Linked DNA regions of Mus musculus: regions 1, 3, 4, 5 and 6 are each linked to region 2. Evidence: chromatin loops called from intact Hi-C (ENCODE). Cell type or tissue: left cerebral cortex. All regions are shown on one strand.

Region 1 (5,000 bases), 170 kb before region 2:
AAAGACAAACAAACTAAATGTATCTTCCTTTGTTATGACTTACAAACCGATTTTGACAGATTTCCCCCGGTGCGGTGCTCCACTGCAAATTGATACTTGCTTGTCTGGCCACAGGAGCGTCAGCACAGCGTTCAGCTGATGGGAATTGCAGGTTCCTCTCCGATTTGTTTGTACAGCACTTCCTCCCTCACCCAAAGTAGACATTATGTGTGAATGAGGCTCGTCACCGTTCTGCATAATTACCACATTTGGAGCCATTCTTTCCAGAGAGTTTTCTCCCATTTCTTATGATTTCTGGTATTTTGCAGCAACCATGATCGGATTTGATGCTGTGGTTTAATAGCGCCTTCAAATGCAAATTTGACAACACAAGCTGGAAATTATGGGTAACAAACAAAGGAACTAAACTTGCACTCCAGTGTTGCCACAGCTCCACCTGATCCATAAAAAGCTCGGCATACAACTCAGGCTTTTGTACTTTATAAGAAGAGCCAGAAATTCCTGAAGACACTACAAACTTAAGTTCCAGAATGGAGCCTCTGTACATATACATCTTCCCTGACACTTCCCTTCACACTGTCCAGTGTGCTTCCCGGTGACTCTCTCCCTTTTGTATCATTTATCTGAGGTCAATAAATCAAATATTTCTTTACCAGAACTGTCTAGTAAATGATCCATCCAAAGAGCTGCCCAAGGCCAGTGCTCTGAACCTGTGCATGTTTCCTGATTTTTATTTGCAGGATTATGGGGGAAGGGAGAACCATCTCCAGCCAGAAAGCTGGGGCAAGAAGAGTGACCGACAGGTTTGGGAAGCATTTAAGTGTGGGAACCACTGGCAGAGTCCTAGTCGTAGGCCTCACACTGGTCTGTGAGTCTCCTCTGTCTACAGCATGGTTACCCTGTAATTCCATCCCCATTTCCATTCCATCTTGCACAGGGAGACTCAGAATCAACTCCTCTGTGTGACACCGTGCTTCTGGGCCAGTGGATAACCACATAAATGAATGACAAACCACTCTTCCTTGCGAGTCCCACTTCCTCACTCCCCTTGACAAACCTCAGTGTGTTAACTGCCTCTTAACTCAGCATTTCAACTTAGTCTGAAAGTTCCCAAGCTTTAGGGTGGGAAGAGCTTTTTGGAATCACAAATATTGTCCCTTGTGGGAACCAAGAGTCTTTGATAAAAGGAAGCAGCAATTCAACTGTCTTCCATCCAGAAAAATGGGGTTATCATTGACATAATGGATGTTTCGGGAGAAACATGAGACTGTTTTGTTCGTTAGTTTCAGAGGCAGATGAGAAGAGTCACAGGAAAAAAAAAAAAAAAGGATTCATACCAAAATGTTGTCTTTTGAAGAAGATAAAAGATTTCATTGGTGGCTCTGATAGTTATTTTTCATGTTGTGACAAAATACTTAACAAAATCAACTTAAGGAAGCAAGATCTGTTCCGGGTTATAGTAGGGGGTGTAGTCCATGCCTTTCCTGCGATGGCTAGAGCAAAGGGACATCTTGTCTTTGCAGCCAGGAAGCAAGCGTGATTCTGGTGCTCACCTGGAACCCCAGCCCCCAGGGATGGAGCAACGAGGGTGGGTGTTCTGTTCTTAGTTAACTATCTCAGGAAATGCCCTCACAGACACACCTAGAGATGTGTTTCCATGGTGATTACAATCCAATCAAGTTAACAACGAAGACTAACCAGCAACTGGTGTTCTCATTCTGCAGTATTTTAGATTTGAATTAACACGAGATACTCAAATCTATAAACATCACACTGGCTATTCTGCTTTCCCCGCTGAAGCTAATTGAAGAACAGAGAAGGAGAGAAATCCATAAATAGCAAGCAGGAAATTAGATTGTTTTTTTTTAAATCAATTCTCAGGACCTAAGTTATCAAGCTCTAAGAGTAAGAGACTGCAAAGAAATATGATTTTTATCTAGGTCATAAAATTTACAGCTGTTTTCCTCCCTTAATTTAAATGAGGAAGCAATTGGCACATGAGATGTGCCAATCCAGCAGGACCTGAAGTGTGAGTTTACGGGTGAAAACATTTATATATTTATCCAGAGTCAAATTTGCATGAAATAAATTTATCAAGGGACTATAGTTTTAAAGCATGCTTTGCATGGCTGCCTAGGACCAGAAGAGAATTCTAGTATATTAAAGTAATAATTCCTTTTGAACTATGGCTGTTAATGTAAGATGATAGAAGCAGGCTAAAATAAACAATTTTCAAAGAAGGAACTACAGCCAAATTATCTCGCCTTTCCAATACTTGTCAGTTGTAGCTTGAACTATTCATGCTCTCAAAAGATAACTACCTGGAATTCTTTTGCTCATTCTGAGGCTGTGACAGAATTAAATTATTGATAGCCCCCTACTGGCATGAATCAAATACAGGGTGTTTGGTTACAACAGCTGAAAGGTTTCTTGAATGCGGGAGCAGCTGATGATTTGACAGAAATTCAATTACTATGACTAGTCTACATTAGACTTTGGAGTCAATTTAATTATTCTTCACAAGATTTTTAAATTTCACTCTTCTTTAATAGCGTGTTTCAGGAGCTAGAGTACTGCTGGACAGGACACTGAAACGGTAGAAATAGAGGAGACAGATGCAACCATGGTTCTCTTGGAGCTCAAGACTTGGAGAATAGACAATGATACAGGTGCCTGCAGCAAAGCCTAAGGATTCTGTAGGAAGAGCGCATACATACGCCCCAAGAAACAGCAGCTGCTCGAAGGTAACCATAGGAACTGGGAGGTCTGAGCAGCCTGTCTGCTAGGTTCACCAGAACATTGAGACCTTATGCAGGTAGGAAAAGCATTCCAGACAGGAGGATGGAAACTCATTAAGTGGGTGTAGAATTTCAGGTGTGTGTAGTCTCCCAGAAATCTTATGGTTAAATGAATGGAATGTGCAAAGGCTAAAGGGCTCCTTCAGAAAAGTCATAGAAAGTAAAATAACTAACATTTTCCTTTTGAAATTTATCATTGCATTATATTCTCAGTTTCAATTAAGCAAGCAAGCAAGAAAGGGAGGGAAGGAGGGAGAGAGAGGGGAAACAATAGAAAGAAAGAAAGAAAGAAAGAAAGAAAGAAAGAAAGAAAGAAAGAAAGGAAGAAAGAAAGAAAGAGAGAGAGAGGGAGAGAGGGAGGGAGGGAGGAAGAGAGGGAGGGAGGGAGGGAGGGAGGGAGGGAGGGAGGGAGGAAGGGAGGAAGGGAGGAAGGGAGGAAGGGAGGGAGGGAGGAAGAAAAACTTCCCATGTACTAGCTATTAAAACACTTGAAAAAAACAGAATTGGCCATTATAAGATATTTCTATCATACTTAAAATGGTCTGTCTCCGGGAAAATAAGTAAAATATTAAATGATTTATGTCTATATAATTAAGACCAAGACATGCTGAATTTAGATATTATTAGAGATTACATATAATTCATTCAGTATCACAATACACACTTGCCTAAGTTAGGATTTTTATTTCTGTGATAATATACCATAACCAAAATCAACTTAGAGAGGAAAGGGCTTGTTTCATTTTACAAGTCTCAGGTCAGTGGCTCTCAGTGAGGGACGTCAGGACAGGAACCTGGAAGCAGGAACTGAAGCAGAAGCCATGGGAATGCTTGTTACTGGCTTGCTCCAGATGGCTCACACAGCCTGCTATCTCAAACTATCCAGGACTAGCCACTAGAGAGTGGCACTGCCTCCTAAGGGATAGGGGCACCTACATTAGTCATTAATCATTAATCAAGACAGTGCCCCAAAAGCTTGCCTACAGGCCAGCCTAATGGGGCATTTTTCTCCGTTGAGTATCCTCCTTACTAAATGACTTAAATGACTCTAACCTGTGTCAAGTTGTAAAATCTAGCCAGCCAAAGATCTCTCTCTCTCTCTCTCTCTCTCTCTCTCTCTCTCTCTCTCCCATTCTACACACACACAGTTTGCTATACAAAGGGGGAAGAAATGCTAACATGTCACATAGAATTTACATTTCTTATGGTACTGTCAAGGGATACAAGAACGGGTTTGTTTTCTCTGTTGATTAAAGAATTAAAAGGCAGGAAAGGTTTGAAAATCAAGCAAAACCAAAGTTTATTCAAAGTGGACAGTTTTATTAGAGTTTACTGGAAAATCCCCAGGGCGGGACGGGCGAGCTGTAAATGTCAGCAGCTGCAGGGAGGAGGAGCATGGAGGAGAGAAGGCGGGAAGAAAGCCGTGTCAGTCGAATCAAGCCAGGATGGAGGTCAGCCACAGAGAGACAAGCAGCCACATGACAGAGGAGAGAATCTGAGAGAAATAATAAGAGACCCAGAGATCCTGAAAAGACATACTTAGGCTCTCTCTCTGGCAAGTAATGAAAAGGCCAAAATAAATAAAAAAGAAATCACTATGCCTTTTTGAGTCAGTACTCAGAAAGATGGACAGACCCAGCCACATCTCATAACAGTGAAAGGACTACTCTGGGGTGGGGTGGGAATTCTGGAAAAGAAAAGTACAGTAGTGTACAGAAAAGGATAATTATTCTGTCTCTCTCTTTATTGTGGCTTAAGGCAAGCCTGTTTCTCCAGGGCTGGTCTACCTTTCTGAAGGGTGGTGCTTTGACCAGATAATTGGTAGTATAAACTGCATTAACTCATTTATGTTTGGGGTCACTTGAAATGTTCTGCTGAGTCCTGGGGATTTAATCCTCTTAAGCGAAAAAAATAGTTTTCTTTAATGTCTATTACTATTGCTGTGTCACTTATGAAATGAAATATTTTCATCTTCTCAAGTACCAAGTTCTCCTTCTGAGTCTGGCTAAGATTAAGGCTGACTCAGAAAACAGTGGATTGTCCTCACATTCTACATTAATGAGATGCTTACTGTAATACCAGGTACCTTGGTTTGCTAACTAAATGTGAGGATAGACCAGATGATGCTCTCTAACGATGCTCACAACAGCAAGAGTTTCGAAGGCACCTCCCGAGAGGATCCAAGTTCTTATGTCCTGTAAC
Region 2 (5,000 bases):
CCAACTCCAAGAGCATTGCCACAATTTGAACGGAGTTGATGGAACTCTACCTCTTCAAGAGGTCTTTAGAATGGAATAAACTAAGGAAAGTTGAGAGGTGGCGTCAGTTTTGCCTGTTCCCTGGAGTCATATGTCATCCCTTGGTATCCTCTGGGGACTATCCCAAGACTCCCCATGGTTACCAAGATGCACAAGTGCTCATTTCCCAAGTAGTGTACATGCGCAGCCCATTACCTACAGCTCCCCAAATGATGAGCCCTTGGTCGATTGCATAGAATAACAAATACGGAACAAACATGATGCAAGTTTTTACACTAAGCTCTTTAGAGAATAATCACAAGGTTAAGATCTGTACATGTTCACCACAGACACAGCTTTAAAGTTATGACATTGATTTACGTCTGCATGTGTGCGCTATAGCACGTGAGTGGAGGTCAGAGGACAGTTTGCAGGAATGAAGGGGATCCTGGAGATTGGTTTTAGGTCATCAGGATTGGCAGTAAGCACCTTGAGTCCCCAGGAACCTTCTTAGAAGGCCTAAATGTCGTCATCATTGTTGTTGTTTAAAAAAAGATGTATTTAATGTGTGTGAGTGCTTTGCTTTCACTGTATTTGTGCACTATGTTCAGGCATGGTGCAGAAGGCGGTCAGAAAAGATGTGAGGGAGAGCTGAAAGCCACTGTATGGGCACTGGGAGCCGTACCCTGTCCTCTGGAAGAGCAGCCAGTGCTCTTGGCCACCACACCTACCCTCGATCCTTCTTAGAAATGGTTTTTTATCTGCAGTTGATCCACAGATGCCATCTTCAGTGCTGTGGAGAGCTGGCTGTGTTAGCGATCGATCCCTTTGGTCCCTTACTGATTCTCTGCTGAGTTCCAAAGCAAACCGTCTTTGCACATGAAGGAAATGCCTAGGCCTTTGAGCTCTGAGGGCCTGACACTGCTTCGGGCTGATAAGCAATGGGCATCAGAAGACAACTGGAGTGCAGGCCTGTCCTCCACCCTCTCGGCTTTCCAGGCACAGTGGCAGGAGCTCCCTGCTCTTGTAAAACAAGAGGATATAATTTTGATCAACACTTTAAAAAAAAACCACGTCTACTGACGAGCACATGGGAAGGAAGATGAACCAGCAATGATACGTTCTGCACAGCAACTGTAAAGGAGAGAAGCCTTGAGTATATATAACGTCCTCCTCCCCAGTCAGGAGCTGGGTCCATGGCCTTTAAGTCATCCTGCAGAGTTTTGGTGTCCCCCCAGTACAGGTTGGTCTGGCATGAAACTTGCAGCTTTTGAACATACAACTCAGTTGCTTTCCCACTTGAAACGCTTTGTCCCCTCAGTGTGTTATGTAAGTTGCCACTAAATGCAAATATGAAAAAAATCCATATTCAACCTGGCTTCACAGAGAAGAGATTTGGCTTTTAAACAGCTAGGACGTTCTTTAGAAAACGCTTCTGGGTATATGGCTGAAGCTCAAGGGAAGAAAGCCGTTCCACAAAGCTCTGGGTTCTATTTCCAGCATGGGATGCACACACACACACACACACACACACACACACACACACCCCTGCACACACTCATACCTGCACACACACATGATTTAGAATGTGTTTTCTTCTTTTACTTAATAGAATTTTTCTCAGAACTGTATCATTTTTATTAAAGCCCCTGCTGTGTTTCTTGCAGTCAGCTTCATTTTATAGCTATCCCACATTGCCACACCTGGTTGTTGCCAGAGTATGGATCATATGACTCCAGAGTAAGTTTCTTATCTAATTGGAAGAAAAGATGGGTAGGGGGACTTCCAGGAACTCTGTCAGAAGAATCAGTTGTCCTTAGCAAATTTCCTTGCCTCTCCCCATTCAATCTTCTAGTTTATTTCAATTATTTAAGTTTGTATGTGTGTATACAAATGTGTGAATGCAGGTGCCTGTCCTGCGGGGTCCAGAAGCTGTTAGATTTCCCCTCCCCCAATCTTTATGGGTGCTTGTGAGTACTGAGAACTGAATAGTCCTCCTTACAAGACCAGTGCTGGTTTTTAGTTGCCTGCTGAGCCACCTCTTCAGTCCCCGCCCCTACCCTCATTCCCACCTCCATCCCATTTTATCTCTTGGCTCTCACTGCCCAAATAAGGTCATATTTCTTTGAACTGGCAGCCTGGGCTATGCTGTGGGAGGTATTATGTAAATTAGCTTGGGCTGCAGCACAAACTCCAGCATCAGATCATCGTCTCAGAGCACCCAGGCTTTGCAGGAGGACGTCAGGCACCCAAATGAAAGTTAAAGTTACTGCTAAGAGGAGGGCCTGTATATGGAAGGGGCTACAATAGTAATTAGACTCGGGCTGCTGTGGGCATCTCTCCAGCAACGCCCTGAGCACCGGGCCCCGCCCTAGGTGCCAGGGCTCCTGGTTTCACTCACAACTTTTGGGAATCTGCTGACCCCTAGTGTCTTCAATAAAGCATTGACTGTAAAATCTAAAGACTCACTTCCCACCTCCTCCCTCACAGAAGCAGCCCCAGAGCTATGCTATTCACAGAAGAGGGTGGTTGTGAGCCAAATAAACCATGAGTTTAATGAGAAGCCTTCTGATCCACTTTAAGACACAGCACCCGGGGGGATGGTGAGATGGTTCAGCAGGTAAGACCACCGACTGCTCTTCCGAAGGTCCTGAGTTCAAATCCCAGCAACCACATGATGGCTCACAACCATCCGTAAGGAGATCTGACACCCTCTTCTTGAGTGTCTGAATACAGCTACAGCGTACTTACATATAATAAATGAATTAATTTTTTTTAAAAAATAACACAGCACACAGACTCCCATGTGGTGGCTTCCTACCTGTGAATCTAACACATAACAGGTTAAGGCGGGGTTTCTGTGACTTTGAGGCCAGCCTGAACTACTGGTGAGTTTTAGGGCCAGCCTGGGGTATAAAGTGAGATTTCCCCATCTCAAAAACAAAAGGCTAAGCAAACATGCTGGGGCTTTCCTGACCATTACTCTAAGAACTTTATGCAAACCTGGTCCAGATCTGGTCATCTCTGTTAATCATGTCCAAGTGGGTCTCTTCCCAGGACGCAGGATATCCTTTTGGAGGTAGGGCGTAGGTATGTGATGAAGACCTACACTCTTAGTGGATAGTGCCTGGGTAGATGAAGACCACCACTATTATTCCAGCATTGAAGAGGCAGATGCAGGAGGAGCTCAAGTAGGAAGCCCGGCTGGGCTGCATATAGCAAGTTCCCCACCAGCCTGACTGTAGGGAAACGGTTTAAAATAAAATAAGTAATTAAATAAATAAAGGTAGATTGATAGATAGGCAGGCAAACACATAAATAAGACACTGTGATAAAGTGAGCAGTCAATTGTGTTTGTAAACTGTATGGTATACAAAGTATTCCAGTATCCCAGAAGATACACCTGAGTGGCTGTTTGGTGCTGTGGGCTAGCTACAGTGTGCCCACACTGGTGCTGTGGGCTCACTGTGTGGGTTTTTATTACACTGTATCAGCTTGTGCTGCCACTGGGAGCCAGACCTGAGCCGCTGGTGAAGATGTGTTACCTCCAGCCTTCCTCTGGCCTGTGTGCTTGGAGGCACAAGACTTCCCCTGCTTTCCCGGATTTGAGTTGTAGGGGGCAGGGGGAAGACAGAGACAAGAAGATGACACCCAAGGGGGAAAAAAAATAGAGAATCTGTCTTTGATTTGTTTTGCTTGTAGCCAATTTCTAAGGCACGTGTGAAATGAGGCAGCTCTCCAGCTAGGAGGAATTCTGCACAAAGCAGGGGTTAGAAATGAACAGCTATGATCTTTGGAGGGCACTGAAGGACAGATAGAATCTCTCAATCTGGGAACTGAGGAATGTTCTGGAAAACAGGCAGGTGTTTGCCAGCTGGTTGGTTTTAGCAAGCAGAGCCACTGTTGCTGCTAACCAAGTGTCACACCGCTCGCTGCCCAGCGGCCAATGCATCCACTGCTGGGATGGCCTCGTCCAGCCCTTGCTGCCTCTTCCCACAGTGGAGGAGAGCGCCCACAGATGAGCTGCAGCCTCAGTGGCTAAGTGAGGCCCTGGGAGGAAGCTAAGCTATGGCTGTGTGCAGTGACTGGAACAGCCGAGCAGACGTCAGCATGTCTTGTGCCTGTCACTAGATTAGACACACCAAGTGAGTTTGCCACTATGAAGCCTTTGATGTAGATGGTAGACATTAGGTATTTGTTCTGCCTTTCCATGGACAACCTTGGAGTTCATCTTTGTGACACATAGATTTCTTGCAGACATGGGAACTGGGACTGTATTCAGTCAATGCTAAGTGGGAGCTGTAAAAAGCCAAGACACTTGCAGAGCATTTAAAAGTTGTGGACTCTGTGTGTGTGTGTGTGTGTGTGTGTGTGCAGGGAGGGAGGGATGGAGGGAAAGAGGGAGGAGAGAGAGAGCGCACTGCACAGGCTTTGGGGTTCAGCTTTCTTTCTACTAGTGGATCTTGGGGATGGAACTCAGGTCATCACTCTTGGCAGCAAGCCCCTTTACCTGCTGAGCTGTCTTACCAGCCCTGACTATATCTCATTATAGGCTCATATTTGTATTCATCTCCCCCTGCCCCGATGCCATTTCTCCCTGTCCCCTCCCTCTGCCTTCTATGGATGATCTGAGTTTGCATCTGCATTTGTCCTGTGTCCCAGTACGTGGAGAGGTTAGCATGCTTTTCTAAGTGCTGTCTATGGTTCTGTGGAAGAACCAACCACCAGGAAGATTACAACAATATGAGGGGTTTTTAAAAAGGATTTTTAGAATGTTGTTCTTTGTATGCTTCTGTCTTTATCGTTTTCCTGGTTTGTTGTTGTCGGTTTTTTTGGGGTTTTGTTTGTTTGCTTGTTTGCCTGGGGGGTTGGCTTTTTGTTTTGTTTTGTTTTTTGTAGATTGGGTTTTTTTTCCTCCCCCTCCTCCAAATTAGTGTGTGTTTGTATCTATGTTGAGTGGATGATCTCTAATTAGGAGTTCC
Region 3 (5,000 bases), 920 kb before region 2:
GAGAGGAAGACACAGAAGGGTGCTGAGCAGAAGGTGAGCCACACAAGGACAGGCTGAGGGACATTCAGAAGAGATGGCGAGCACAGAGGGCCCACATGGCTGAAGATGGTAGAGCCGGCAACAGGTCTGAGAGGAAGGACTTTCCTAAGCAGGGTAGTCATGGAATAAGCTCTGTGACGGTTCATCTCTCGAGTGCATCTGACTGAGCAGGAAAACCCAGAGAGCCCATAGAACATGGTTATTTTAATTTTGCCTGTGAGAGTTCCTCAGAGGATTCTGCCATTTGAATCAGATTGAGGAAGATCCTCCCTTACCCAATATGGCACCATCTAATTGGTGGAGGGCCCAGTCAGTCAAAAGGCTGAGGAAGGTAAATCCACCCTCTTCACTGGAACTGGAAGTCCCCTCTTCTGATCTTGGACACCAGCACTCTAGACTTTCTGCCTTTAGACTCTAGGACATTCTTTACAGACTCCCAGTTCTCACATGTTTGCTCTCAGACTGAGCCCTGCTATCAGAACCCTGCTCCCCAACTTCCAGATATCACACTGTTGGAAACGTCAGACAGCATGAGTCAACTGTAGTAATTCTACTAATGCAGTAATGATCTCTGCATTTGATTTGTCCTGACTAGTGGGAAACCCTTTCTAACAGATGTATTTTGAAGAAGATACTGATAATGCCATAGACATAGTGTCCTGGAGCATGAAGAAACCAGTCAGACCAGGAGGGACTGCTGCAGGATGCAGGGGTGAGTCATCTCTGCCCCAGAAAAGCCAACAAGGATGGACATAGAATAGGGAGCAGAAGGAGAGACACTACTGAGGCAGGAGGTACTGAGTCCTTGTATGTGAGACACAAGCCTGAGGAGGAGTTGGGCCTTCAAGTTCTTGAGTGCTGGGGACCAGCATGGTGAGGCCTGGGCCTTGGAGGCACAGCAAAGACTGGGTCCGGACATTGTGAGAGATGGAGGTCCTCTATACCTCAGGATGCCAACAGTTCACCACTCTTCTGACTGGATTTAAAGTCTACTGGACAACAAGAAGAAAGCTTTTTTGGCTTGCAGAGGGAAATAAACATATTTTTCATTCATTTTGTTCCCTGTAATCTTTCATGCCAGGGTACTGGCAGATGCTTAGTTATTTCTTGAGAAGCTGTCATCTGAGATTAGTGACAAGCTCTCAGAGAGAAGCTGAGAGACTCAGTGCTGCCTCACCTGGCCTTTCACACACGTGACTAACTTTGTCAACCAAGCAATACCTCTGCTTTGCTGATGAACGTCAGCACATTGTGGGCCTCAGTCTGATGGGCAGCCCTCTGCATAGATCACTGGCTTTGGCCCCACCCAAGAACTCTTAGGTGCTGTTTATAATATTCAGAAAGCTGAGCCAGAGGATAGTGAGTTTGAGGCCAGCATAGTGTTTCAAGTAATTAGTAATAATAATAATAATGATAACACCACTAGATTCTCACTCACTCGTTTGTGTAGAGATAAACATTTGTCTGTTAAATCTGTTTGTGAGGTGATAGAGTTTGAAAGCAGGACTCCATGCCTGACCATCACCACTGAGCTACATGTAGTCCCCAGAGGCCTCCCTTTCATATAGGAAGCTATTCATTGGAGAGTCATGAACATCCCCAGACAGGAAGTGTTTATTTCTACCAAGTTTTGTTTTCCAAAAATCATTAGTGTATGCTTATCTGTTTATATATCAATGTACCTATGCATCTATCTGTACACACACACACACACAGAGTATCAATATATTTATTTTTATTCTCAATCTCTCTCTCTTTCTTTTTTGTTTTTTCGAGACAGGGTTTCTCTGTATAGCCCTGGCTGTCCTGGAACTCACTTTGTAGTTCGAGGCTGGCCTCGAACTCAGAAATCCATTTGCCTCTGCTTCCCGAGTGCTGGGATTAAAGGCGTGTGCCACCACACCTGGTTTATGGTTTTTTTTTTTTAAGTGGTAGGGATGTGGGTGTCATTAATTCTACTGTAGATTAATGTAACAAATGTTTTATCTGTATTTAATTTTGTTTCAAATGCACTAGAAAATAATTTGATGTTATTTTGAAAACTCACCACTGGATGGCAATAAAGACCACAGATAGTTTTCAACCTCCCACTCCTCACCCTCATGTGGATGAAAACCTGAATGGGGTTTGGGCTGTCTACAGCATGATGGCCTTAGAAGAGACATGACCATTGAGGACCTTCAGCCCCCCAACCCCCCTGCCCTAATCCTACCAACAAACCCTTCACTTATCAGTCTGGATCTATCGTTACTATGTTGCTTTCATACAAACAGAGTTACAGTGAGCTGAGAGTGGGTCTTTATGGTGGGTGACTATTGTACAGAATATTCTGGGAGGTAAACACGGGACACATTATTCTCTTCATTTTTCAGCAGAGAGTCTAAGGTTCAGGAGAACTATATGTTGTGGGGCAACTCATTCAGGGCAAGCTTGGGCTTCTTTTTATAAAACCAGACGTCAGGGGAATGTTCTTTTATCTCTTTAACTCCACCACAATTGCCCCCCCCCCCACTCCCCAAAAAGCAAGGCTTGGTAAAGAAATAGCAAGTCACTACACAACTCACTGTCTGTACTGCCTTCATTATGTGCCACAGACTACTACTTCAAATCAGAGAAGCTACTAAACAGAACACAGTAGTTCCCCTTTATCCTCATTCTTACTTTCTGAGATGACAGTTGTATGATGTCATCCACAGTCCAAAAGTATGAAATAGAAAATTCTAGCAGCGCACAATTCCTAAGTTTTAAATTGTGTGCCATCAGAGTAGTGTGACGGATTTTTTTGCTATACTGTTTTGTCCCATGAATCAGCTCTGTCAGGTATATACACTCTGCATAAGCTAATTGCCTGCTAGTCACTTGGTAGTCATTTAGGCTATCAGATGAAGTACGATAGCACTTGTGTCAAAGAAACCCTCATGTTATTCAATAATGTTCTCAAAGCACAAGATTTCATTATATTTTTATTGTTGTTTTGTTCTATTATTACTGACTGCTATTAGTCACTTTGTGTGCCTCATTATAAATTAAAGTTCAGCTTATCTCATCCCTGTTGGGTCCTGGGAGGCTCTTGCTTTCCTGGCATATGGGACTTTCTAGTGGCTACCCCTAGTTCCCCATCCCCCATTGCTACACACCTCTGTTCAATTTCCTGACCCTCTGCATATCATCCCCATCTCCTCCCATACCTGATTCTGCCCACCCTTTCCCCCTTTCTCTCCTCTCTTCCTCCCAAGTTCCTCCCATCCTCTACCTCCTGTGAGTATTTTATTCCCCCTTCTAAGAAAGACTGAAGCATTCACACTTTGGTCTTCCTTCTTCTTGAGCTTCATATAGTTGGTGAATTGTATCATGGGAATTCCAAGATTTTGGGATAATATCCACTTATCAGTGAGTACATAGCACGTGTGTTCTTTTGTAACTGGGTTACCTCACTCAGAGTGATATTTTCTAGTTCCATCCATTTGTCTGTGAATTTCATGAAGTCATTGTTTTAAATGTACCACATTTTCTGTATCCATTCCTCTGTTGAAGGACATCTGGGTTCTTTCCAGCTTCTGGCTATTATAAATAAGGCTGCTATGAAGTACCCCACAAAGGGGAGGGACAACCTGTAGATACCATATCTAGAGGATAGGCAAGGCCCCTGTTTGGGTGATGGGGCCACCCACTCATATCAAAATTTTGAGCCCAGAATTCCTTCTGTCTAAAGGAAATATGTGGACAAAGTGTGGAACAGAGACTACCCCACCTGTGAAGGAAAGGCCATCCAGAGACTGCCCCACCTGGGGATCCATCCCATATACAATCACCACACCCAGACACTATTGCAGATGCCAAGAAGTGCTTGCTGACAGGAACCTGATATAGCTGTCTCCTGAGAGGCTCTGCCAGAGCCTGACAAATACAGATGTGGATGCTCTCATCCAACCATTGAACTGAGCATGGGGACCCCAATGGAGAAGTTGGGGAAAGGACTGAAGGAGCTGAATGGGTTTGCAACCATAGGAAGAACAACAATATCAACCAACAGGCCCCCCCCACCCCCCCGAGCTCCCAGGGACTAAACCACCAACCAAAGAGTACACATGGAGGGACCCATGGCTCTAGCTGCATATGTAGCAGAGGATGGCCTTGTCAGGCATCAATGGGAGAAGAGGCCCTTGGTCCTGTGAAGGCTTGATGTCCCAGTGTAGGGGAATGCCAGGGTGGGGAGGCAGGTGTGTGTGGGTAGGGGAGCACCCTCATAGAAGCATGGGGAGGGGGGATGGGATAGGAGACCGGGAAAAAGGATAACATTTGAAATGCAAATAAATAAAATATCCAACAAAAAAATAAGTTAAAGTTTATCCTGTATATGTAAGTGTAGGAAGAAGCATAGCAAATGTAGGGGTCAGTATTAACCACAGAATCAAGTTTCCACAGGATGTGTGCCTTGGGGTGTATGCCCTACAGGGGCAACAACTGAATGTATCGTTGAAGGAAATTGTTAAGTAAATCATAGTGATGATCTACTACCCATTTTCATAGTCTATGTGGAGTTGTAGTTAGATATGTATGCTAGCTTTGAAACGATTTTGTATTGTATTTTACAGTGTGGGCTCCTGACTGCTCTGTACCTTGGCTCTGTTTCAGTATCTTAATTGTTCTGAATCTGACACAGCGAATACATCACTTTTATAGTGAGTTCACATTGCAGTTTGAGGGCTTTTATTTTCCGTTGACTAGGATGTGGTATGGCTGGCAGTTTCAAGTCAGGGTAGACATGGGGATGGATGGGAAATATTGTGTTGTCATAGTGATGGTTCTGGAGCTGATACTGCTTCAGAAAGGCAGACATGATGCTCTTGTTGAGCCATTGTAGAAGTGTGTGATAATTTTAAACTTAACTCGGAAGTCAGAAATTTTAGCTTCAGAGTAAGATGTAAAACAAAACACCACCACCACCACCACCACCACCA
Region 4 (5,000 bases), 200 kb before region 2:
TGAGTTCCATTTGTGGCTTAGCTTAGTGTGAAGCAGGGTTAGGTAGCAGTTGTAGAAGCAGAGGCCCGCACATGACTTAGAGTCCTGGGGAGTGAGCACTGAGACACATAAAGTTAATGAGAGGAGATGAGCCCTCAGGCCACAAGGATCCTGAAGAAGCCACTGAAATGACTCAAAATGTTAGGTGAAGGCAAAAGCCAATGCCCTTTAAAGCTCAGCACTGCGGAATGATTGGTCTGACTAAGCACTGGAAGCAAGGGAGGTCGTCCAGAAGTCCGGGAGATGGACATGGTAGTAGGCAATGATCCAACTTGCTACATCTAGAGAATCAAAGCCTAAATTCATAGGTGTAGATTCCCATACTGTCTCCAACACTGATACTAGAATTTATAAATCAAACACTTAACATGTATGTTTGTCAAAAATGAACCCCAAAGACATAAGTAGAAATGATCAGGAATAAACAGATGAAGGAACACATAGTTCCCATGACAGTAGACCATGAAATTACTACAGCATTTGGACCAAACATGTGCCATCTTGCCAGTCACAAGACTCCACTCATTCTGTTCACCTTCTCTTCTCAGCAGCAGCAGCAGACTGGGGCCAAGTTTTAGAGCCTTGATAACTTTCTCAGGATTTCCAGTGCTCCTGAATAAATCCATCCTGCCTCAGTGTCAGTCTTTGGATATCCCAATATTTGAAATCATTTGAGGATCTTTTCAAAGCAATGAGATTCAAGGGAAATAGTTCTGTAGAAGAGAGGTCAGTAAGAGTCTGTCTCTGGCATTAATGAATGGACAAAGTCCTTACCTTTCTGTGCCTTAGCATCTTCACCCTAAAATAGACAGCTTAAATGCTTTCTCTAGCAAAGAGAAGATTGCTGGTGTTCTAAATAAGACCACCAATCCCCCAATTTCTTTCCTTTCTACCTTTAATTTACCCATAATGATGGGCAAGCCCAATACCCAGTCCGTTTACCTTTTGTTGGCCTTAGTGTAGAATCAACTGGCTTGATTAGCCTACTTTTTCTTAAGCCATAGTCATTTACCGTATCTAGGTTAAGTATAACCCTGGAAAACAGTACATTCTAGGGATTCAAAATAAAAGTCAAATCTCTACCTTTATAAAATTTCCATCTTACTGAGAAGATATATTTCCTCAACTAAAAAAATCTATAATCAAGGAATACACAATGCCCAGCAGAAGTATGACGCTTGTAAATTTTCCAGTGGAGTAGAGACATCAGAAAGGTTCCAGAGAGAAAGAGCTCTTGATGCTCCAATGGTGAGTAGGAGTCGTCCAGAACATAGGTAGGGCCTGCGGGAACTCAGGCTTGCAAAGGTTGTCCAGTAAGCAAGCAGGTTGTAGGTCTGGAAAACAGTGAGCAACCCCTGTGAAAGAGACCTTCAACCCACAAAGGATTCATGACCCACAGGTTGAGAACCACTGATCTAGACCATGAGAGGTCTGTCTTCATCAGCTATACACTGGGCAATCCCAAAAAGCGCCTCATGTAACTACCCGCCCCCCCCCCGCCCCCGTAGCTCTTAGTGATACTATTTTCATTTATTATATGAGAAATCCCAGCCTTAAATGGGCTAGGCATGCTCAGGATCTCACAGCTAGTACGTGGCAAAGTTAAATTCAGTCTCAGCTTCTCTTTCCCCAAGCCCAGTGCTCTTCCGCCAGGCCCAGCCTTCTCCCTAGGCAAGAGAAACAAGTAATGGAGTGTAGAGGTTCATCCTGAGGTGGCAGTGCAGTGGCAAAGTGCGGCAGATATCAAATGCATTATGGGGGACACACTGAGAGGACAATACCAACAGAGAGCCTCAGGAAGCAATGGAACCACCTTCTCTCTTGTTCATCAACCAGGCAGGAATCCAAGCTCTTGTAGAGGGTGATGGGCCGCAACTGACCTGTTCTTGTTTTTGTTTTTTCGGAGTTGGATTCAGTATTATTTTTCCTTGTTCTTAAGACATCTACCCAGTTTGTTTTCACACTTGAAACACCAGATATAGTTCCAAGCCTCTTGCAGAGGGAGTCCCCTGTGGCCTCCCCCTTTCATCTGTCTCCACTAGGGTGCCCTGTTTCCTTTCCACATCAAACACTCATCATGTGAAGCTTGAAACCAAATCTATTGGCAGACAATTTCTGAAGCTGGAAGATGGTTTATCTCTCCCGCAGCTGTCATTAGCGTAGTGTTTCATCTTTTGCCTGGACCCATGCTCTAGTATAGAATGGCATTGAAAAAGCCATTACCCTCTTTGCTCACACGGAGGGTGGATTAACTGAAATTCATGTTCTAAATAGCATTGCAATATGGAGTTGTAACATTCTTGGTGTTGTTTAGCAAAGATCATAGGTAGCAATCAGAAGGAGAACTCAGAAATCAGCCTTGCCCATCACAGCAGGTGTGCTTGTGTTTTGAAACTCTACCATTATGGCTTGAATAGGAATTGTCCGCAAAAACCTCCTGGTGAAGTGGTCAGTCCCCCGGGGGTGGTGCTGTTCCAGAGGTCCTGGAAATGATAGGAAATGGAGCAATTTGGTGAAAGTAGTTCATTGGACATGTGTCCTTCTGCTGTATCTAGTCACAGGCTCCTTTTGGTCTCTCCCTCACTACTTTTTGTTTACTATGAGGTAAAGACCCTCTGCTGTAAACAAACAAAAAAAAATCATTATGAATTCAATAAAAGTTAGTCACTGTATACTAAGTTACATAGTAAGTGATGCAATCTTATACTATGTTGTACAATAGAATGACTGTGGAAAATAATAATGATGTCTTGTATATATTTTTAAAAGCTAGAAAAAAATCTTTCATGTTATATTTAAGTGTTTCATACAATTTATTTTGATAGTATGATGTCCCTTCCCCCAACTCCTCCCAGACCTTCTCTATCTCCCTGCTCATTCAACTTCATTCCCCCTCTCAAAAAGTGAATATTAAAACAAATAAGTAATAGGCCAAAAATAACAAAACAAAAATCTCACAAACCCCATGAAGTCCAATTTATATTGGCCAACTACTCCTGGGCACCGGGCTTGCCCTGGAGTATGGTTGATATTCCCGAAAAGAAAGAATCGTAAGTTTCTCTCTCATTCACAAGTGATGTTTGAAGGAACAGACAGAACGGCTCTGATCTGAACATTGTAAAACTTTAAAAATTCCTCAAGAATACTCTTGATAGAAATGATTAACATACTATTAGATTGAAAGCTCTATCAGTACTAAAAATATACTGCTAAAATTTACTATCTTAAAATTAGTGAAAAAATATACTATTCCAAGGAAACTTCACTTTGCATAAATAATGAGTATAAGAGAAAAACTGTGTCCAAAGCTATAATAATTTTTAAAGTAACTTATCAGTGACAAAAATGAATACTGACATAAGATTTAGTGAAAAGAATTGATCTTGGTGGAAATAATTTGAGTAATATAAAAAGAAAATGGAAAGAACTTACAAATCATTAAGCACAGTCTATTGAAGATTAATTGGGAAGTAGAGTTGGCCTAAAGGTCTTAATCCAGAAAGTGTTTTCATGAACCTAATTACTTTATGTTGGTGTGACCCTAGCTGCAATGATTATACTAAAAATGTCCTCAGAGTTAGAATATTGAGGTCAAAGCAGTAAATATTAAAACATCGTCCCCAGGAATAGTAAATATCAGATACCTATGAATGGTTTTCTCAGCCAGGAAAGTCTTTTCTCTGGACCCAAGTTCTTATCTTATTAAAAGGCTCGTGCCATGGTTGTTTTCCCCGTGTTAGTTTATTTGATTAAGTGAGGTGACTATTGAATTTCCTAACTTTTTAAAAGCCAGATTTCAAGTCAGTATGAATATAAAGAGATCAGAACTAAAACTTCCTTTTGGACAAAGATGAAGACAACGATAATTAACAACATAAATGACATTGCTGAAGCTAAGAAAACACTTCTTCACTTTGATAAATAACAAAGCCATGGATTTGCTTTATTAACTGAGACCAACATCTGCATGTTTTATTTCTGAGATTCTCTAAGACAAAATTGAAGATACTGTTGGATGAATCTATCTCAAAAGTGCAACATATGGTAAAGACATAAAAATTGGACTTTCTATTTATGTATTTTGATTTTTTGTATTTTATGCTATCAACTAGAGAAAAACCTTTAAGTCCTACTTCATGGTGAACTACACTATTCATTCAGAACAATCACAAAAATACAAAAGACATGAAGCCACACTGAAAACACTTATTAATTAGACATCAGAAAAAAATGGATAACTAAATAATCAATAAATTGATTAATTTATTTTGTGCTTGATATAATTATTGTGCTTATTTTTTCAAACTGTAATGTCCTATAAAGTAAAGTACTGAACAAAAATAACTGGATTTCATACAAAGTTATAAAATAATAAGAGCTCAGAGGCCACTGGGACAATGTTCCTCTGCAGATTGTAATCACCATGGTCTCTAGATAATGATGGTGGTGATGGTGGTGGTGGTGATGGTGGTAGTGATGGTGGGACAAGGATGATGTATCTAGATGGTAATAATGCCTGCTAAACCTGAGCTGCTCACCATTTCAAATGTATTTATACTAAATCTTTTCTAAGTCCCTGTGGGGAAGATGTCATTATTGTGTAACATCATTTCACAGGTGAGGAATCACACTCTTAGAGAGGTTATATAACTTACCCAAGTTTATATAAGTATGATATGTTAGACCTGGGGTTTCAATAAAGGCAGTGAGGGGCCAGCGTCTATGAAGTTCAGCTTTCTCAGATTCTTATGCATCTTTAGATAAAGAGGAATACATACAAAAAATTAAGTTCCCTTTGCTCAGTAATTAAGAGTCTGAGGCATGAGCCTTCTTCTATTTGATGTGGACAGCAGCTCTCTCCAACTGCAACTCTAACGCATGAGTTCTTTGCCCAGATGACAGGGGTCCTTTCCAACAAGGGGTTTCATTTTCTCTTATGTAAGTTTTCTTTTCATAACCAA
Region 5 (5,000 bases), 480 kb before region 2:
ATCAGAGTTCTAATAGGGGCCATTGATCATATCGATGACTTTGATATTAGCGGTGACAATCATGTGACAGCAACTGTACAAAATAAGACACACACAAAATGTAAGACATAAGCAATATTAGATATTGAACTGTTTCCAAGCCTCCAGGGTGTCAGATAGGCAAATATCCAAGACTTAATTGTATTCTCTCAGTGCTGGGCATCAAGCCTATGTAGGTCTACAAGTATTCTACCACTGAGCTATAGCCCTATCCTACAAGGCACAATGTTAAAAAAACAAACAAACAAACAAACAAACAAAAAAAAAAACAACAACACAAACCTGTGCTTAGTGGGTTGAAGTCAATATAACTGGATAAATGTTCTTCTATATTCCATGGTCATCACTCATCACTGCAGCAAGACCCCTTACAGAAACTTATCTTTACATCTTTTGGGGCTTGCAGCCCACATAAAGACAAAGTAGAAAATTAGTATGATTTACTCTGAGCAACCTGTCAAGCACACAGCCCTCTACCGCTCTCAGAAGGCCCTGTTTCGGAGGCTTGGTTTCCCTGCCCACTGTGAGTTGGCTCAAGTTTACGCAAGGCACAGGATGCTCCTGTCTTAAAGGCAGCAGGTTCTACAAATGACCAACAAAACCATTGAGAGCTTTGGTGCTACAAACCGCCAGGCACATCGTATTATCCTTTCTTTATTTCTTCAAACCTTCAGCACAAGCCCTCCGGGAGAGTCCCTAGGCCTGACTTGTGCTCCTCTTGTAGTTTGCTGAACCTCTTGTTGTAACTGCCTAGACCCTGTCCAGTTTCCTTGACTGCCTGTGTTGTCTCTGGAGCTAGATCAGCTGTTCTCCACCCACACACGGTCATAGCTTCAGTTACTGCCTGTCCCAGATGTGCATCCCATAGGGAACCAGTTCCTTGATCCAAACTGAATCCTCTCACTGACTTGAGAATGGCTCTTCTGGGTGCTTCTGCTCACTGTTTTGGCAGAACACAGTGATTAATATAGAGCCCAGAATGTGTCTGCTTTAAAATATGGAACAGCGGGCGTGTTTGAGCATGAGCTCTCAACTCCCCCTTAAGAAGAACTGAAGATTTGTCACATGCCTGGCTCTTGGCTAACACTTCTCAGGGGTTACCTCATTCAGTCCTCTCAGTGTCCACGAGAAGGAGGCACAATTATTATCTCCATTTTACAGACAATGGAAATGAAATTTGAAAGATGAGTAGCCACCCTTGGGTTACACACCGGACCAGAGCTTGCCCACTTCTGTCTTCCATCATTTCACACAGCTTGAAAGCAAGCCTTCATTCAGGCATGCTCAAGGAGGAGGGGCAGCAATCAGCTAGTGCATTTGTAAGACTACAGTTTGATAGCTCTAAACACTGAATGAAACAGTTGAAAAAGCCCATTTGATTTTATAAATTGCCTTACTCCGTGCTCTTTGATTAAAATCTCAAACCTCAGCTATTCAGCGCCAAATTAAAGAGCAACAGGAGGGGAGATAATATTAAGTTATGTTAGCAATTTGCATATTAAGTGCCCTCATACTGTAGTGTATCATGTTGTAACTGGAAAGTTTGGGTTTAGAAATAAGAAATTTGAATAGCAACTGTAATTGGGGAATGGAAATGGTAAGTGTCGAGGTGAGGAAAAGTTACCTTTTCTATCTCAGAAACATTTCTTCTTTTGCAAGAACAACAGTCAGAGTACCAGTACAAAGTGAAAGTACCTGTGGTTTGTGATTTGTCTAGGAGGACACAGACTCTGAGATGGTGACCTGTGTAGAAGTCGTTAGCATGCACTCAGGCAGACAAAGGCTGAGATTTTACAAGTTTTTAATCCCATTTGGCTTGACATGGTTGCCAAGACCCTTTCTGCCCTCCTAGACATGGTCACTTCCTCTGGGTGGGTGTCATGTCATCTTCCTGCCTGTAAGAGGCAGTATGGTACAGGGACTGAGAGTGGTCTGATAAAGCCATGTGGCTAAAATAGGGGTCCCCACTGTTTCTGTGCATCTAAGACATCACTTGAGAAGTCCTTCTTCATCTGCCACTGGAAGTAATACCCACCTCACAGGTGGTTTGTATTGCTGTGAAGATTAAAAGACATGCTGTCTGTAAAACTCAGCACAGAGCCTGGGGGCTAGAGGCTCTCAAAAAAATAGTTGAATCTGTTCTTGATGATATTCAGTGCACTTTTCTCATTTCCATAGCACTGTTGAAAACAGTGTACACTACAGGGAGGAGGTTTTTGACTTGGTACTGAATGGGGCCCCACACTTGTTTGAGATTCTCCAAATTAACCCATCAGAATCAGCTTGTCCTAGAATGAACATGTGTATATGTGGGTGCATAGTATGATAACGACATAATAAAAAGTGTACATCGTTAAGCATGTATTCTTACCAAAGCCTTTGACTTTCTGAGAATGAAACAAAATTTTAGTCTTTGTGTCTGCATGAGTGGACATCTCCCGAGAGACCATACTTCACACGTAGTGGAGGAGTTGCGGATCATCTTTCCAGAGGATTATGAGACCCTTGTGAAGCAGAGTGAGGGGTTCTCTTCATACCAGCAGCTGCAGAAAGCCCAGGTTCCACGGATCACCCCAGTCCCACGCAGAAGGATTGTAGTTCTGAGCAAGTTCAAAGAAAAAAGGTTTGGACCACCTGAAGATCCTAGTGCCTCATTTGTCCTGGAGAAAGGGGCAGTCAGCTCATTTGATTACTGGCATTGTCCACGTGGCTCTAGCTTTTAGCAAGAGTCTCTAGACATTCATGGATTCAATAGATCCGCCAAGGCTTTCCAAACACTCTAAAGTCAACCATGCCCCTGAAGGCAGAGCTACAGCTAGTCAGTCTCACATCACGTGTAATGATTACTCGTTTTGGATCTCTAATATCCAGATTTTAAGTACACCAGGAGGAATCTGGTGTGTAAAGGGATTTGCAGTCAAGCCATGCCCACTCAGGGGGAAGAGCATACTGGGCCCTGAAAGAGGCTTTGTAGTGACCCTTTCCAATACAATTTCCAGTGTTGGAATTATAGAGAATGAAAGCCTTGTGTTATGTTTAATAATTTAACAACCCAAATTTTCCGGGTCAGAGGCAAGTTATAGGCTTGTATCCAGCTTTTACAGATTTAGGTCTCTTGAGTCTTAGTGTTTCAGTATCCAAATTTCATCTCCCACCCTGTGTCTCAGACCCACAAATAGCACGGAGAATAGAGCAACCATATGAGAAAAGGGGGGAGACTCCTATTTACATAGAGCAGACCCCGTTCTCTTGAAACTGAGTGATTGAAAATTAATGAACAAAGTTTCAGAAATTATTTTAGTAATAAAGAACAATGTATGACAGTGTACAAAAAGATATTTTGTATAAAAACGTCTTCACACATTTCCCTTTAAGTCTTTGAATATTCATTGATAATACAAATTCTTTCCCCCAATATTTCTTAATTTTATTGTTTGAAGATAATTTTACCCTGGCAGGTTTTAAAATATGAACAAGCTGTTTTGGTTTGGGGTTTAAAATTTTTCAAGGCTCAGGGAACACTGTGGTGGAAGAAACGGGGAGAAAAGTTTGTAAGAGCCAAGGGGTCAGAAATTATGCTGTGAGATTTTACCTCCTAGATATAACAAGAAAGCTATGATACTTCAACAATATGGCTACTTAAACAAGACATGAACATTAACAGCACCAATAGACATGAGAATATGGAAGGTGAAATTCTCATGGGACCTCATTCCTAGACAAAGAACTACAGGCATGTAATGACAGCTGACAGGTGGAAAAGTAGTTTCCTCTGGATACGAGCCTCTAATTGGTTACCCAATACCTAGTAGTCATCCCCAAATCATTTAAGTACAGGCAACACTAAACTGACTTAGCAGGCTGCATTTGAATATTTATGAACATACACACACCAATAATGATTAAGGAAAAAGAGGCCATATTTGAGAGGGCATGGTCAAGCCCTGGAGAGATATGCCCTCTTCTGGCTTCCACAGGTACTAGGCATGGATGTGGTTCACAGACATGTATATAGAGGCAGGCAAAACCCCATAAAAATAAAATAAATTATTGTTATTGTTAATAATACAATTTTAAACTAAAAACAGATATTTTCTAAAACAAGAAATAAATAAAAATTTAAATTGCTAACCCTTAAATATTGACTGATGTACAAAATTGTGACTTCATTGATCACTGACTCGTTTACTCTCCTAATATAATGAAGATGCCATTGGGATCTGAAAGCTAATATCAAGACCTGTGTGTGGATGGCAGAGCACTAGTCACCAGGTAATGTGCCTTCAATAAACACGGTAGAAAAGAAATCTCACTTGGTTGTAGACACCTGTCCTCACCATGGTCTTGTCCCTGCTCTACAGCTTAAGTGACAGAAGATGGCTCTTTGTCTTACATGCACACTGAGCCCTCATTAACATTGTACCAGACCTCACCAGATCGCATGAAGAACATGCTAGGGTCCAAAGAGAAGTGGGATGTGGGAAGACTGGATGTGCTCCACTCTTATAGCTACTTTGCTTGGAAATCTTTTGGTCCTTCGGCTCTCTATGTTTGCCTATTATAACCGAGATGTCTGTGGTGGGATAAGACGGCAGAGTTACTCACATCCTGAATTAAATCCACTTTGTTAGTTCCACACTCCTTCTGCAAACTATCTGAGGGGCTATTGTGCACCTTGTTACCACACTAAGACACTGGGACATGGTGATCACTACTAAATCAAGCAAGCCTTACAACTTGTATACCTGCACAGACTCTATATAATTCCCTAGGCATGACTGGCAGTTCTTGTAACAAACATACCAGTAACTTAAGGGAGATACTCAGATTTCTTTATTTCTTGTGTAGACTTGAAATATTTTCTTATTAATAAAATCTAACTTCCACAACATCTTCTAGGGTGTAATTTTCCAGAACCTGGTACCAGAAATAGTACTTTTTGTAGCTATTAGCAGATGTTA
Region 6 (5,000 bases), 160 kb before region 2:
ATGGAAGCTATTACCATCACAGATCCCAGAATCTTCCGATGAGTCAACCAGTGCATTCTCTCTATGTAAGCAAGCCTATGAGGGAAGCAAGCTTGTGATGCAATTGTTTAGTGAACACAGATTTAGGGGTCCAGGAGAGAGAATATATAAATACCTAATGCTCTTGAGCTATGATCAGAGTAGGAATATCCTTGTCTATCTGCAAGACTCTTTAACTTCAGATTTCTTCCTCATTGAACTGAGCCGGGTTGTGCATGATGGTTCATTTCCTCTGTGACTCATTTTTCCCCCACATTCTACCTCTCTAATTGATGTTTTCTTCCATAGTCACTTAATGCATATTTAATCTGGCATGGACTCTCTCATCACACAACATGCATTGGACTTTATGTTTTAGTTATAGGAGCCAATCTTCCCCAAATTGCACAGAGGCAGAAGTTGATGGACAAGGCAGAGGGGGTCCTCATGTCCTTCACTGTCACCTGTTTCCTCACAGTAGTGCCAGTAAATTTAAGCATAGTCTCTACTTTCCCAACTAAGCATAAAACCATTTAGAAATTGCCAGTGTACATGTCTTTTAAAGTTTTACCAGCAACACAGAGATACAAATCTCAATGGTAGAATGTACCTGCCGTGTGTGCAACTCAGGGTTCAATCCTGCTCAGTGGGGGAAATTCCATTCCAGATATGGCTTACGGGTCTCAGTGAGACTGTAATCTGACCACCCTCTCTTCCCAGCATTCCACCTGTAATCATGAATTCTTAGCTCAAACCAAAGACAGAAGGTGTTTTCTTGGCAGCTGAGCTGCCCTGTTGAGTTATATTAAGCTTCCAATAAACCAAGCGTCTGAAATTGTTTGAGGTTAAACAGTATCTCCTTGACTTTTGAGTGATGTTTTTACTCTACTCCTTGGATTACTTGCCTTTCTTCTTGTTGTTGTGATACAATACCTGCAGAAGCAATTACAAAGGGGTGGGCTTTCTCTGGCTCACAGTTTGGGGACACAGTCCACCAGCAGTGAGAAACTGGAGAGCTGAGAGCCCAAGGATGCTGTCTCTTAGCATGCAGGGGTTTTGTTTTTGTTTGTGTTTTTTAAATGAGGGAGGAAGATGGTAGCAGTCAGCTTGATTTAGCAGTCTGGGTCCCCAGACCATGGTCTTTAGAAACACCCTCGCAGAAGCACTCGGAGGTGTTTCCATGGTGATTCTAAATTCAGTGACACTGATAGCGGACAGTAATGGTCACAGTTCTATTCAATTTCATTTTGCATATTTTGTGTGTGTGTATCAATACAGCCTACCAAATGTCTCAGAAGAGGTGGGTAGCTAATGGGGATCTATGGAAATATTTATTACATATTGTGGACTGAATATGTATCTATATATCCACAAATGGTCATTTTCTTTGCTTCATCCAGGCTATCTGTGACAACTGAGAGATGAATGCCCCCCCCACACACACACACACACATTTCCTCTTGATCTTTTTCCTCAGCCATCTAGATCTCTGTGAAAGTTATTTTTCTTTTGCACTAGTGACCACAGGAGGGTTAGCGCTAACACTCTTCTCACACTGTCCAATGAACAGGACCAGAAGGATGCTTCTTGCTTCAAGAGTAAGCAAGGAGGAGTGCAATTCTAATGACTGAGTAATCCAATCAAATTCAAGCTAACTTGGTTGGATAGGTTGCGTTATATTTTACAAAATTAGAAGAATATCAGTTTTATTAACCTTTCTAGTAGAAAGTAAGCATTCTGCAACAGTCCAATTACCAAAGAGACAAAAATCCTGAATGGCTGCTATAGTCTGGAGACTCTGGGAATGCAGGTGAGAGCAGACAATCCACCCCCAAGGGCTTCACCTGATAGCTTAATGGGGGTGGGGGCTGTAACTAGAGCTGACCCTAAGTTCCCTGACGATCTGCCTGCTTCTAGACCACAGACCATCAGCTCCCACACATTTGAGGTGTACAACACTTACCTGCCTTGATCTTCTTTTCAATTTTATCTAGTATATTGTATGTTCAAGTAGAGGGGAAGGTACAGGATATTTGTTTTCATTTTTAGAAGTTCTTAAAGGGCAAGACAGTTTCTATGAGAGGAATAAGAGAAACCATGCTCCTTCAGTTACCTCCCCTCTTCTCAGCCTGAGGCTTTGGTCACCCTTTGTCCAAAACAAGGAATGCTACCTACAATTGTATCCAAAACCAAGGACTTCTTTTGCACAAAGAGTACGGATCACACTGGCTTCTTCCTTAGATTTCTCTAACCAAAGGCAGCAACTCAAAAGGTTCATCCCAGAACAAAGCAGCACATTACTGTAAAAGCAAATCCCATTTCACACTCATGAGTAGAAAGACAGCTTGGCCACCTCCAGAATGACCACTACAGTTTGGCAATGAGTTATGGGTTCTGCCTCCTCCTCCAGACACCAGCTATGTGCTGAGCTCACTTGGCCTGTGCTGGGGACATGGGTTTGGCTAGGATATCCAAGGAGATTCACTAGCATAAAGACGGCAAGGAGGGATCCACGGCATAGAAAGGTATTCTGGTTTCATTTCTGTTATGATAAAATAAGCTGGAAACAAACACTTAGGGAGAAACTGAAATGATGATGCTGCCCGCAAGAGGCCAGATTTTCCTACATGTCCACAACAGACATTTGTGGATCTCTTCCCACTTAATTCTAGGTTATATTAAGGTGACAGCTAAAACTAACCAGCACAGAATTGCCCAAGAAAATTAAAAGGGAAAAAACATTGTTTTGGAACTGTCTCTCTATGTAGCCCAGGCTGAGCTTCAACTTGTAGTCCTCCCTAATAGGTGAGATTACAGTAGTGACCCACCATGAACTCAGCTCATTCACTATGTACAGAAGAATGAGGAAGAGGACCAGGAGGAGGAAAAGGAGAATAGGAGGGGGGAAAGGACGGGTAAGCTAACCTCAGTAAAGCCGCTGTAGGGAGACAGTCTCCCATTGCAGACATTTCAGAGCTGAAAAAAATGCAAGTGAAACTGGCCTTTGTCATAACCTTGTGCATAAGGTAAAGACAGACAGAAATCAAGGACTGGTGCTGATTTCAGCCTTGAGTAACTGGGTGCATGGAGGTGCAGCTTGCTGTGAAAAATGAAAGATTTAAGTGAAAAGACTGATGTGGCCAGTGGTGCTTTAGGGATTGACCTAGCTATGGGAATAACAGGCACGCTTACAGAAAAGCTGGGATCTGGTGGGCCATGCACACTGTGGTGGAGATGTAACAACAGCAACCCAAAAACTCAACTCATTCATTATATACAGAATGAGGAGAAGGAGGAGACTCTGGGGGGGACACAGTCTCAGGTTGCAGTCATCCATGAGGAAGCTGCAGTCCCTTCTTTCTTTCTGGAGTTACTGGTTTCAGCTAAATGTTAACCTTTCATTAACATGCATACTTAGGCCAGAGGAAGGTTTCTCCATCCATCTGGGCCTGACGGAGGAAAGCCTTGCCATTCCTATGGACCTGAGGCAACGGGGTCCTTGACATGACTGTGCCCTTGTCAATTGTAAATATATACTCAGGACTTCATTGGCTCCCCACAAAATAGGATTCATGTGATTATTAAGTTTCTGGGGGAAAAAGTATGATACATTTGTGTGCCTTAGATCGGGTTCTCTGAAGCCACCTGCAGCTGATTAATAAAGGAGGGTCTTCTTTCTGTGGAGCTTGCTAAGGCTGAAGAAAGACTGATGAAGAAGCAAGGCAGGGGTCAGACAAGGATGTGATCTCAGGCAAATGTTCTAGAGTATAAGGTTGAGCCTGGATCCTAGAGAACTCCAATGGGCAAACAGAACGTTACAGCTTCCACTCATGGAGCCAGAGAAGTGAGCATTTGGGGTCCATCTTCTAGAGGTACACTGAGCGAGAGCAGGTATCTCCTGGTGTTCCTCGGCAACAACTTCTCACCAAGAGCACACGCCTCCCGGGCAGCCACTAGCTAACAACTGAACACAGATAGGGTCATATGATTTGCTTCTAAGCCTCCACTACAAGCAGCCTCTACATTGGAACCCCACATTAGACTCTCCAGAATGTTCTGAGAGCCATTCAGGCTATGTCTGAGGCTTATTCTGCCCGGTCCTCCCTCCTTCTTCCTCTCTTCACAGGAGTCAAACCTGCCACATGTTCTACACATTTTCTCTGTCTACTCTTTCTCTTCCTCAGCTGTAGAATACTCTGGTAAGTTCTAACTCCATCCTGTAGCCTGGTTGTACCACACCATGTAAGGCACAAGTCTCTCACATTCTCTACTCAATGGTCACTGTCATGTAGTTGGCAATGGGACAGACAGGGAAATGGAAGACACATAAGCACACAGAAGTTGCATCTTTCAATGCATTCAGGCAAAGCAGTACCAGGAAGCCAAAGGCAGCCTCTACAGAACAATTATAATGGTGGGCTGTGGAGAGCAGAGTAGAACTTTGACATACAGAAATTCTAGAAATGGGCCTAAAGGGGGTCTGAGCAGAATATTAACATCATGAGCAAGGGAGCCACTGTCTGCATGGGCATGGAAGATAAGAGAGCAGTGTGTGCTAGAAACTGCAAAGTCTCCACAAATAAGAAAGAGAAGGACATAAAGTCCCCAAACCAGGGTCAAGAGTGCAAAGAAAAGACACATGACATCCAAGGAAAGAGCCATACAGTAATCATACTGAGAGTTTAGACTTAAGCATGAAGTTGGTAGAAAATGGGTAAGCAGAAAGAAAGAAAGAAGGGAAACCAGAAGTAAGTATTGGGAGAAAAAGCCAAGAGAAACAAGAAACTCAAAAATAAGGGGAAAGGGACAGTGACAAATGCTTCAGAGTTCAAACAAGGCCATAAGTCAAATGAGTTCAGTGTGTGGCGAAGCTGGGAAAAGAGACATCCAAGATGCCAGAGAGAAGGTAGTTGAGCAGAAAATGCAGTGAGATGAATTTGAGAATTGCTCTTTCAAACTCTATGAAGAATTGAGTTGGAATT

Evidence for each region. Hi-C counts contacts between places; a loop is a spot of excess contacts. Peaks named below come from ENCODE experiments on the same cell type or tissue, not always from the same donor. Only the 100,000 strongest peaks of a DNase experiment are listed, where the experiment ranks them.
Region 1: it touches region 2 in a loop (2.0-fold over the local background); 3 of 42 quality-filtered maps call a loop at or near these places.
Region 3: it touches region 2 in a loop (2.9-fold over the local background); 7 of 42 quality-filtered maps call a loop at or near these places.
Region 4: it touches region 2 in a loop (2.0-fold over the local background); 3 of 42 quality-filtered maps call a loop at or near these places.
Region 5: a loop joins it to region 2, with 8 times the contacts of the local background. A loop is called at or near these places in 33 of 42 quality-filtered maps.
Region 6: a loop joins it to region 2, with 2.0 times the contacts of the local background. A loop is called at or near these places in 3 of 42 quality-filtered maps.

The regions. Positions count from the first base shown.
Region 1 is chr3:68,375,260-68,380,259 of GRCm38, forward strand. The region is part of intron 4 of Iqschfp (Iqcj and Schip1 fusion protein); the gene reads left to right. The region is part of intron 1 of Schip1 (schwannomin interacting protein 1); the gene reads left to right. Among named protein-coding and RNA genes, the nearest start is that of Gm22073, 170 kb to the right of the region's middle. In left cerebral cortex, a CTCF peak has its summit at 2,385 (motif pointing left); DNase peaks (open chromatin) are centred at 266 and 1,616.
Region 2 is chr3:68,540,932-68,545,931 of GRCm38, forward strand. The region is part of intron 5 of Iqschfp (Iqcj and Schip1 fusion protein); the gene reads left to right. The region is part of intron 2 of Schip1 (schwannomin interacting protein 1); the gene reads left to right. Among named protein-coding and RNA genes, the nearest start is that of Gm22073, 4.3 kb to the right of the region's middle. In left cerebral cortex, CTCF peaks have their summits at 2,450 (motif pointing left) and 3,514; DNase peaks (open chromatin) are centred at 1,310, 1,740, 2,187, 2,397 and 1 more place; H3K4me3 peaks cover 403 bases; H3K27ac peaks cover 1,523 bases.
Region 3 is chr3:67,622,691-67,627,690 of GRCm38, forward strand. No RefSeq gene overlaps it. Among named protein-coding and RNA genes, the nearest start is that of Mfsd1, 42 kb to the left of the region's middle. In left cerebral cortex, a CTCF peak has its summit at 2,087 (motif pointing right); a DNase peak (open chromatin) is centred at 2,172.
Region 4 is chr3:68,341,955-68,346,954 of GRCm38, forward strand. The region is part of intron 4 of Iqschfp (Iqcj and Schip1 fusion protein); the gene reads left to right. The region is part of intron 1 of Schip1 (schwannomin interacting protein 1); the gene reads left to right. Among named protein-coding and RNA genes, the nearest start is that of Gm22073, 200 kb to the right of the region's middle. In left cerebral cortex, a CTCF peak has its summit at 2,073; a DNase peak (open chromatin) is centred at 1,999.
Region 5 is chr3:68,057,416-68,062,415 of GRCm38, forward strand. The region is part of intron 4 of Iqschfp (Iqcj and Schip1 fusion protein); the gene reads left to right. Among named protein-coding and RNA genes, the nearest start is that of Schip1, 4.9 kb to the right of the region's middle. In left cerebral cortex, CTCF peaks have their summits at 1,928 and 4,015 (motif pointing left); DNase peaks (open chromatin) are centred at 1,024 and 1,950.
Region 6 is chr3:68,385,785-68,390,784 of GRCm38, forward strand. The region is part of intron 4 of Iqschfp (Iqcj and Schip1 fusion protein); the gene reads left to right. All of the region lies in intron 1 of Schip1 (schwannomin interacting protein 1), which reads left to right. Among named protein-coding and RNA genes, the nearest start is that of Gm22073, 160 kb to the right of the region's middle. In left cerebral cortex, no CTCF peak of the experiment used is centred here; a DNase peak (open chromatin) is centred at 2,415.